Regions from separate parts of the Mus musculus genome. Here all the other regions are linked to region 1. The links are chromatin loops, found by intact Hi-C in ENCODE. Cell type or tissue: gastrocnemius. All regions are shown on one strand. Region 1 has its middle 110 kb from the start of Ly96. Region 2 has its middle 110 kb from the start of Gm46085. Region 3 overlaps Jph1 (junctophilin 1).

Region 1 (2,500 bases):
GTCCATGCATGTTGTCCTACTGAATGGAGTGCAAGCCCCATGAAAAGCAGGGACTTCATTCTGTTTTCTCTGTAATTGCCAGAGCCTAAAACAGCACGTACCACCCATCTGTCAGATAAAATCTCACTTCTATCAAGTGTCTTCTCACTCTTTGGGATCCTGGTTCCTGATATGGGAAGCCCTTGTATTAAATCCATAGTCTAGGAAAAAGAAGAGCCTATCCCATGAAATTTGGGACAGGGCTGGCTTCACAAGCTCAGAAGCATCCTGTACTTAGTTTGATGCTATCAGTTACTGGTTAGATACAATTTTCAAAACATAAGAAAATCAAGAAGAAGGAAGACCAAAGTGTGGATACTTCATTCCTCCTTAGAATAGGGAACAAAACACCCATGGAAGGAGTTACAGAGACAAAGTTTGGAGCTAAGACAAAAGGATGGACCATCCAGAGACTACCCTACCCGGGGATCCATCCCATAATCAGCCACCAAACCCAGACACTATTGCATATACCAGCAAGATTTTGCTGAAAGGACCCTGATATAGCTGTCTTGAGTGAGGCTATGCCAGTGCCTGGCAAGTACAGAAGTGGACGCTCACAGTCACCTATAGGATGGAACACAGGGCCCCCAGTGGAGGAGCTAGAGAAAGTACCCAAGGAGCTGAAGGGGTCTGCAACCCTATAGGTGAAACAACAATATGAACTAACCAGTACCCCCAGAGCTCATGTCTCTAGCTGCATCTGTAGCAGAAGATGGCCTAGTCGGCCATCATTGGGAAGAAAGGCCCCTTGGTCTTGCAAACTTTATATGCACCAGTACAGGGGAACGCCAGGGCCAAGAAGTGGGTAGGGGAGCAGGGCAGGGGGAAGGTATAGGGAAGTTGCAGGATAACATTTGAAATGTAAATAAAGAAAATATCTAATAAAAAAAGTTACTAGTTTTAAACTCTTAATAATTTGGCAGTAAAGGGTATTCCTCTTGTTCTTGGCCCTATAAATATGATGTAGCTGGAACTGGTTTGACACTTTGAAGTTAGATATCCCCTGAGTGTGAGTGAGAGTCCCCTGAGATGACAAAGGATGTTCAGTCTTCAAGATGCGCAACCACCCTAACAAGTCTCAGCAGCTATCCCATCACCGTCATTTAAGGAATGGAGCACGTGAACTATGCTATTCCCATCATGGTAGGAAATCTTCAGATTTAATAACCCTTTAGTTTCAAAACTAACTCCTCTAGATTAGCTTCCATTTTAAATAGCCAGGCAGGTTCCACACCAGTAAGAGCGGGGGAGATGTTCTGAGATTTGACCTTAAATATTAATGGAGAAATAATAGAGGGGGGCTGAGCCAGGAAAGGGGATGCTCAGGAGTGCTGGCACAAAGCAAAAAGCAGAGCTGAAACAAGGAACCTCTGCTGCCCTCTGCTGGCTCCTGACCAAAGTGCCCTGTGTGTGCAGTACTGGCCAGATGGAGTGGACAGTCAGAAAAATCAGGAAGTTGCAGTTAAGTAACAGTTTCAGTCCTACTCCACCTAACACAGTAAGCTACGAACCAGTGTGGTGCGGCTACTCCACCTAACACAGTAAGCTACGAACCAGTGTGGTGCGGCTACTCCACCTAACACAGTAAGCTACGAACCAGTGTGGTGCGGTGTCTTCGGGAATCCGAGGAAAAGCCTGACGTAGAAGAGTTTTACTAAAGGTTCATTTGAATTTTGTATTCCCTTTTGTTTGTTATTTTTTGTGTCTAATGAGGAGCTTGTCTGTCTGTCTGTCCTAAGAGAGGGTCTTATACCTCGAGCTGCCTGGGGCTTGCTATGTAGCCCAGGCTGGCTTCAAATTGACAATCATCCTACCATAGCCTAAGTGCTGAGACTGTAGGCATGCACCACCATGCACAGCCTGAATTTGTTCTCGAAAACAAAGATTCAAATGAAGAAGAGAAGGAAGACCAGAACCAAAACTAGAAGTAGAAGGAGATGTTTTCAGAGGAACAAGAACAGGCACACAGAGAGGAAGCTGAGGCCACCTAATATTTCAAATACTAAGCTCTGCCTACGTCTACATAAAGCAATCAATACCTCCTTGCAGGCAACGAATAATAGCAACATCCAAAGAATGAGGACTTTGGGGTTAGACATTTAACTCAGGAAGCCTCCTTTTTCACATCTCTGTGGAATGGAAAGTATCCAGGCCAAATGCAACCCAACCCCCTCCCTCACCCTCACCCCCACCCCAGCCCCTGCCCCAGGGGCAGCAGTAATACAATTGAGGACCTTCTAGACAACAGTTCACCTTAGCACCCATGAGTTTGTAAAGCAGCCCTGTCTAGACCACACCAAGACTCGTGACATCTAGACAGGGCATAGCCCCCAAAGTAGAGAATGTGTTTGATCCCAGCACTAAAAAAGCAAATGGATCCTCAAGCGCAAAATCCATGGAGTGGGAAGGACTTGGGGATTCCCTGAGCAGTGCCCATTCTGAATGGCCTACTGCAAGC
Region 2 (2,500 bases), 190 kb before region 1:
CACAGAGGTCTGCATTGACTCCTCTGTATCTGAAGTGCAGTGATTAAAAGCATACGCCACCATATCCAGACTTTCTGCTTTTCTTTTTTTTTAAGATTTATTTATTGATTATGTGTAAGTACACTGTAGCTGTCTTCAGACACACCAGAAGAGGGAGTCAGATCTTGTTATGGATGGTTGTGAGCCACCATGTGGTTGCTGGGATTTGAACTCAGGACCTTTGGAAGAGCAGTCGGGTGCTCTTACCTGCTGAGCCATCTCACCAGCCCATTTCTGCTTTTCTTAAGGAAAGAAAAATCTATATACTATAGATATATTTGCAATTATTATAATAACCTATTTTTAAATCCCTGAAGCTGACATCACAAATCACAAACGCATGATTTTTTAAATTCATTTTATAACAAGAAATTTGGAAATCAAACTTCTATGGATAGCTATTGCTGTTTAACTTCTACTGAATTGTAAAGGTTCTAGAAAATTTTTCTTAATAAGGAGGAGCATGGACATCAAAGAACCATCTGCTAATCTCCATGAACATGCCCCTTCCTGCTCCAGGTGGACTGGGTGATGGTCTCCTTCCTGGACTCTTAGCTTCCCTTGCATTTGAGCTTCCTGCTAAAGGTACCAACACCAGTATTTTTCAATTGTCATCTACTTGGAGAAATTTCCTAACTTACCTAATGATAGAGGAAGAAGTTGAAAAAAGGAGAATCAGAGCTCCTTCAGGCCATGGGAAACCAAAAGTGTCTTAATTTCCTCTTCCTTAATGACCTTTCAGTTCTTTTCCCCTAGAAAATAGCCACTCTCTTCGTGTTTTTGAAGTCCACTGATCTACAGAGGCTACCACTGGAAGGTTGATAGAATTTCAATTGCTGGAATATCTCTGTGTGGTAGGGAACCATCACTGGATAATCCTGGTATTCTTACCAGATAAATTGACTTCCCACACTTAATGTGAGGGCCAGGATCATGTGATCTGATTCTGGTCAGCTCAGTTGGATCTTCTGGAAAACATTTTGTTTCTTGGATGAAAGAAAAGTGGCTATCAGAGAAGCCAATGGTGCTAGACCATTCTCATATCCTTCAGATTCACTCTCCTTATGCTTCCTCTCCTTTTCCTTTGCCCTCTTCCATCTTGAATGTAGATGTGATACATTATGCTATGACCATGATCTTGCAACCAAGAAGCAACAGAGGCAACAAGTATAAGACCAAAACCCCCAAATACTCGGGAAGCAAAAAGTTGGGGAAAGCCTGGATACCAGTGTTGAATTCTTCATGCTAAGTAAATGTGTCATTGCAGTCTAATCCCCTCTTTTCAAGATAGTAGCTATTGTTAAAATAAAAGGGAAAAACAAGGTCTATCAGTCATATTCATGTTTGTCGTTTGTACCTATGTGAAAAAGTTTGAAACTGTTTACAGCCTAACTCCTATCTGTGCTTCAAAGAGCTATTCTTCTAAAACACAGAAGACCCTGAATTGACACCACACCAACCTAACTCCACCCTGAGCCCTCCTCCCAAGCCTAACTTGAAATGCCCCATCCTCTGCAGGCCCAGCTCCTTTTACAACCCCACAAATGGTAGGAATTACACCCTATGTAGTCGTTACCAGTTCCCAACTACTGGCTGGCCTACCACAAATGCTCTATGAATGATTGACTGCCTTATTCATGGCAATAACTAACATGAATTAGCCATTTTCATTCCAGATTTTACTAATTAAAAACAGTCAAGACAGCATAGAGTGCTTTGCCTACAAAATGGCAAGTAACTCAACTAGAATTTGTAACCAAATTCTGTTTTTGAAGCCTGTCTCATAGAGTTTGTAAGAGCTGGCTTCCCAAATTAACAGCATTATCAGCCACTAAACCTCCAAGCAGAAACCATTGGTTCCTCTACATATCACCCATGAGCCCCTCTTTTTCATGTCCATTTATCCTATGCTAACTTAGCTTGTTAGTTGGGGGATCTCCGACACACCTAAACTGGAGTCTTTCTTATCTGTTCCAATCATGCTGGTACCAGAAGTCACCAGAGTCCAAAGTTAAAGTTTTCAAAAACTGTACTCTTAGCCAGCTTTTTATTCAAAGATGTGCACTGGTTTCTTTGCCACCCATGAAGTTAGAAGAAACTGGAAATTGGTCCCCAACATCTGACTTTTTGATACACAGTGCTTGGTGCCTAAAGAATAGTTACTCTGCCATTGGGTGTTATCCCCTTGCAGAGCCCTGCCTTTTCAACTGGCCCTGGGGACTCTGCAAGAGTATAACACATAACAGACCTTGGTCAGTCCTCCTGCTCACAGGAAACTTGAGAGCAGTATTCTCAGCCACAAGCCAGCCTGGTAGCCCTCAGGAACTGTCAGTCTGTGTCCTTTCCCTTTTACATGAGAGTACTCCCTGGGGTCCCTGAGTTCAAGAGGCTGCTCAGCCCGTGAGAGATCCCTGCAGACCAGACCAACCCCATTTCAAGTTTGTGTGGTCACAGGCTCGGA
Region 3 (2,500 bases), 200 kb before region 1:
AATTTAGTCCCCTGCGCTGCATAAACCAGGAATGGTATTGTATACCTGTATCCCAACACAGTAGGAAGCCCAGAAAGGAGGATCATAAATTCAGAGTCATCTCACCTACATAATGAGTTCAAGGCTGGTCTAGGCTACATGATACCCTATTAAAATAAAAGCACCTCCCCGAGTGTTCTGAATCCTTCCTTGGAAGAATGAAATCCCCTGCTTTCATTATTTTCTAACAGCCTTGATGAGGGGCTACTCTTCTTTTCTGACTCTTTCACTTTCTAAGGACAATGGAATCCCACTACCTCCCAGCTCCTTACCAGTGACCTGTCCCAGTGTGAGAGATGAATAAAGTACATTATTACAGAAAAAAAAAATACTGAGGGGTCTCATTATGTAGCCCTGCTAGTCTAGAACTCACCATGTAGACCAGGTTGACTTCAGACTCAGAGTGCCAAGGTTAAAGGTGTGTGCCACCTCACCCAACTTGAAGCCATTTTTTTAATTTAATTCAAATCTAATTTTAAGTGGAAGTTAGATGGTGACACCATGTAAATGTAGCATTACTATTCTTAATTCATTCCTTATGGATTATCTTTCATGCCTTAGTTTCTGCCACAATGTTTTTATGCTTATATTTCTGCTAATTGGTTCTGGTGATGGGTTTCTGTCAAGCAGCCATACTGACATGAAAACGTTGTGCTTGCTCTGTTCTGTTTCTCCTTAGGGCCCTAATTCCATCATGATTGTCCTGGTCATGCTGTTGAATATTGGGTTGGCCATTCTTTTTGTTCACTTTCTGACTTGATTGGAATTAGGACAGGTAAGCATAGCCTTAATTTCTACACATAATCATAGTAATATCGTTTTCTCTAATTCCAATTTACAATTTCTTTTAAACAATGGCATTGTCCCTCACTTTAATTTTGAATGTGACTCAGTATGGTTACTTAACTGCTATAACTGTTTCGACTCATCAGTGAAGTCATGACAACTAGTAGAGTTAGCCCACAGTTCTGCCTTGGTGTCCACATCCCAGTCCGACTCAGACACAGGCAAGGACGCTTAGATCGGGATGGGATCACAAGAGAGATGAAACTTGGAAAATTCAGCCAGAGGACCTTTCACGTCCCCCAGCAATGCTTTGTGTCTTTGGGGTCCTCTGAGAGCTGAAGCACCCAGCATGGTGAAAAGCAAAACTTAATAATGATTCTTTTTAAAACTTTTTAAAACTCTGCTGAAGCAGCCCCATCCGGCGAAGTTCTCGACGTTGGCTACTCCATCTGTCCTAGCAGAATGTGACTAAACTGGAAATGTATGGACCTGCAGATTTTTTTTTTTTTTTTTGATAGAAGTCAACAGCTGCCTTACTATTTTACCATCTGACGTTTTTTTAGTAGGGAGCTGGAGAGAGAGGACTGCCAGAGGAATGCAGTCTGAGGATTGTGTTGCGGTGGGCGTGGCTCCAACATTCACTCCTATCTCATTAGAAGTAGGTAGCACCGTCACTCAGCAGTCTTCTGCTGTGACCTGCTGCTTTAACATCTCCTGGAATGTTCTGGAAGGGAATGTTTCATTTGCTTGTGCACGACTCTGCTCATTTCTGCTGTTGATTTAAATATGATGTATGTCATCTTCCACCTGCAGTCCTGGCTGGATGAGAACACACTGGAAAAGCAGCAACAAAAGACTAGTTTATATCTATATATATCTATATATACATATATATATATATATATATATAAAATGTATGTATGTATGTATATATAGTGTTTATTTTAATAGCAATGCATTGTTTTCATGTTGTTTATTCTTTTTAAACCAATAAAGGGTTACTTATCTTTAAAATATAGTGATCTGATGGTATTATACCTTCCAAAGAAATAATTTAATTTTAAATATTTTTAACATCATTGAGGTGAGTTGTTGATGCACTCAGGAGGTGTTAAGTTTTAAAAGCTGAAGGACAGACAACCGAATACTAAGAAGTGAAGTCAAAATGTTGCTTGGATTGCAGTAATCAGTGGTTACGGGTTCAGTTTCATTGCTGACGTACGTTACAACCAAATAAAATCTTGTCAGTGGCTCTATTAATTCCCATGAAAGTTAAGCAAGATCTATTAATAGCTACTCTTCTCTTTCTCCACCCCACCCCCAACGCGAATTTTGGTTGAATGCCTTCAGGTGTTTAAGCTTTGTTAAGTCACTGCCCCTTCTCTGCCTTCAATGTTTTTCAAAGTTGTTTTGTAATTCTATATTAAATTTTAAAGACTTAGACGGTTTTATTTTAAATATTTGTCTTTTGCTGTCCTATATCATTCTGATATTGATTTTTTTCTATTAAATAATTTATTCAGAAGCATGCTTACTTAGGGAAACTACATGATCTTTATAAAAAATAATTATTTAAAAAGAAATCAGGGTAGGAAAGGTATGTCTGAGTCTCTTAAAGGCATTACCTGGTGGAGGGGGAAGTCTTCCTAACTTTTGTCCATGGTGTCATGGTGTC

The links. Peaks named below come from ENCODE experiments on the same cell type or tissue, not always from the same donor. Only the 100,000 strongest peaks of a DNase experiment are listed, where the experiment ranks them.
Region 2: a loop joins it to region 1, with 2.3 times the contacts of the local background. A loop is called at or near these places in 3 of 42 quality-filtered maps.
Region 3: a loop joins it to region 1, with 4 times the contacts of the local background. A loop is called at or near these places in 3 of 42 quality-filtered maps.

Annotation. Positions count from the first base shown.
Region 1 is chr1:16,797,441-16,799,940 of GRCm38, reverse strand. No RefSeq gene overlaps it. Among named protein-coding and RNA genes, the nearest start is that of Ly96, 110 kb to the right of the region's middle. In gastrocnemius, a CTCF peak has its summit at 1,425 (motif pointing left); a DNase peak (open chromatin) is centred at 1,422; H3K27ac peaks cover 827 bases.
Region 2 is chr1:16,983,544-16,986,043 of GRCm38, reverse strand. It overlaps a transcript of Jph1 not described here. Among named protein-coding and RNA genes, the nearest start is that of Gm46085, 110 kb to the left of the region's middle. In gastrocnemius, no CTCF peak of the experiment used is centred here; no DNase peak of the experiment used is centred here; H3K27ac peaks cover 734 bases.
Region 3 is chr1:16,995,778-16,998,277 of GRCm38, reverse strand. Jph1 (junctophilin 1) reads left to right here. Exons shown (of 5, transcript NM_020604.2): 5 at 719-2,500. The coding sequence ends at 799. Among named protein-coding and RNA genes, the nearest start is that of Gm46085, 100 kb to the left of the region's middle. In gastrocnemius, no CTCF peak of the experiment used is centred here; a DNase peak (open chromatin) is centred at 1,465; H3K4me3 peaks cover 742 bases; H3K27ac peaks cover 2,500 bases.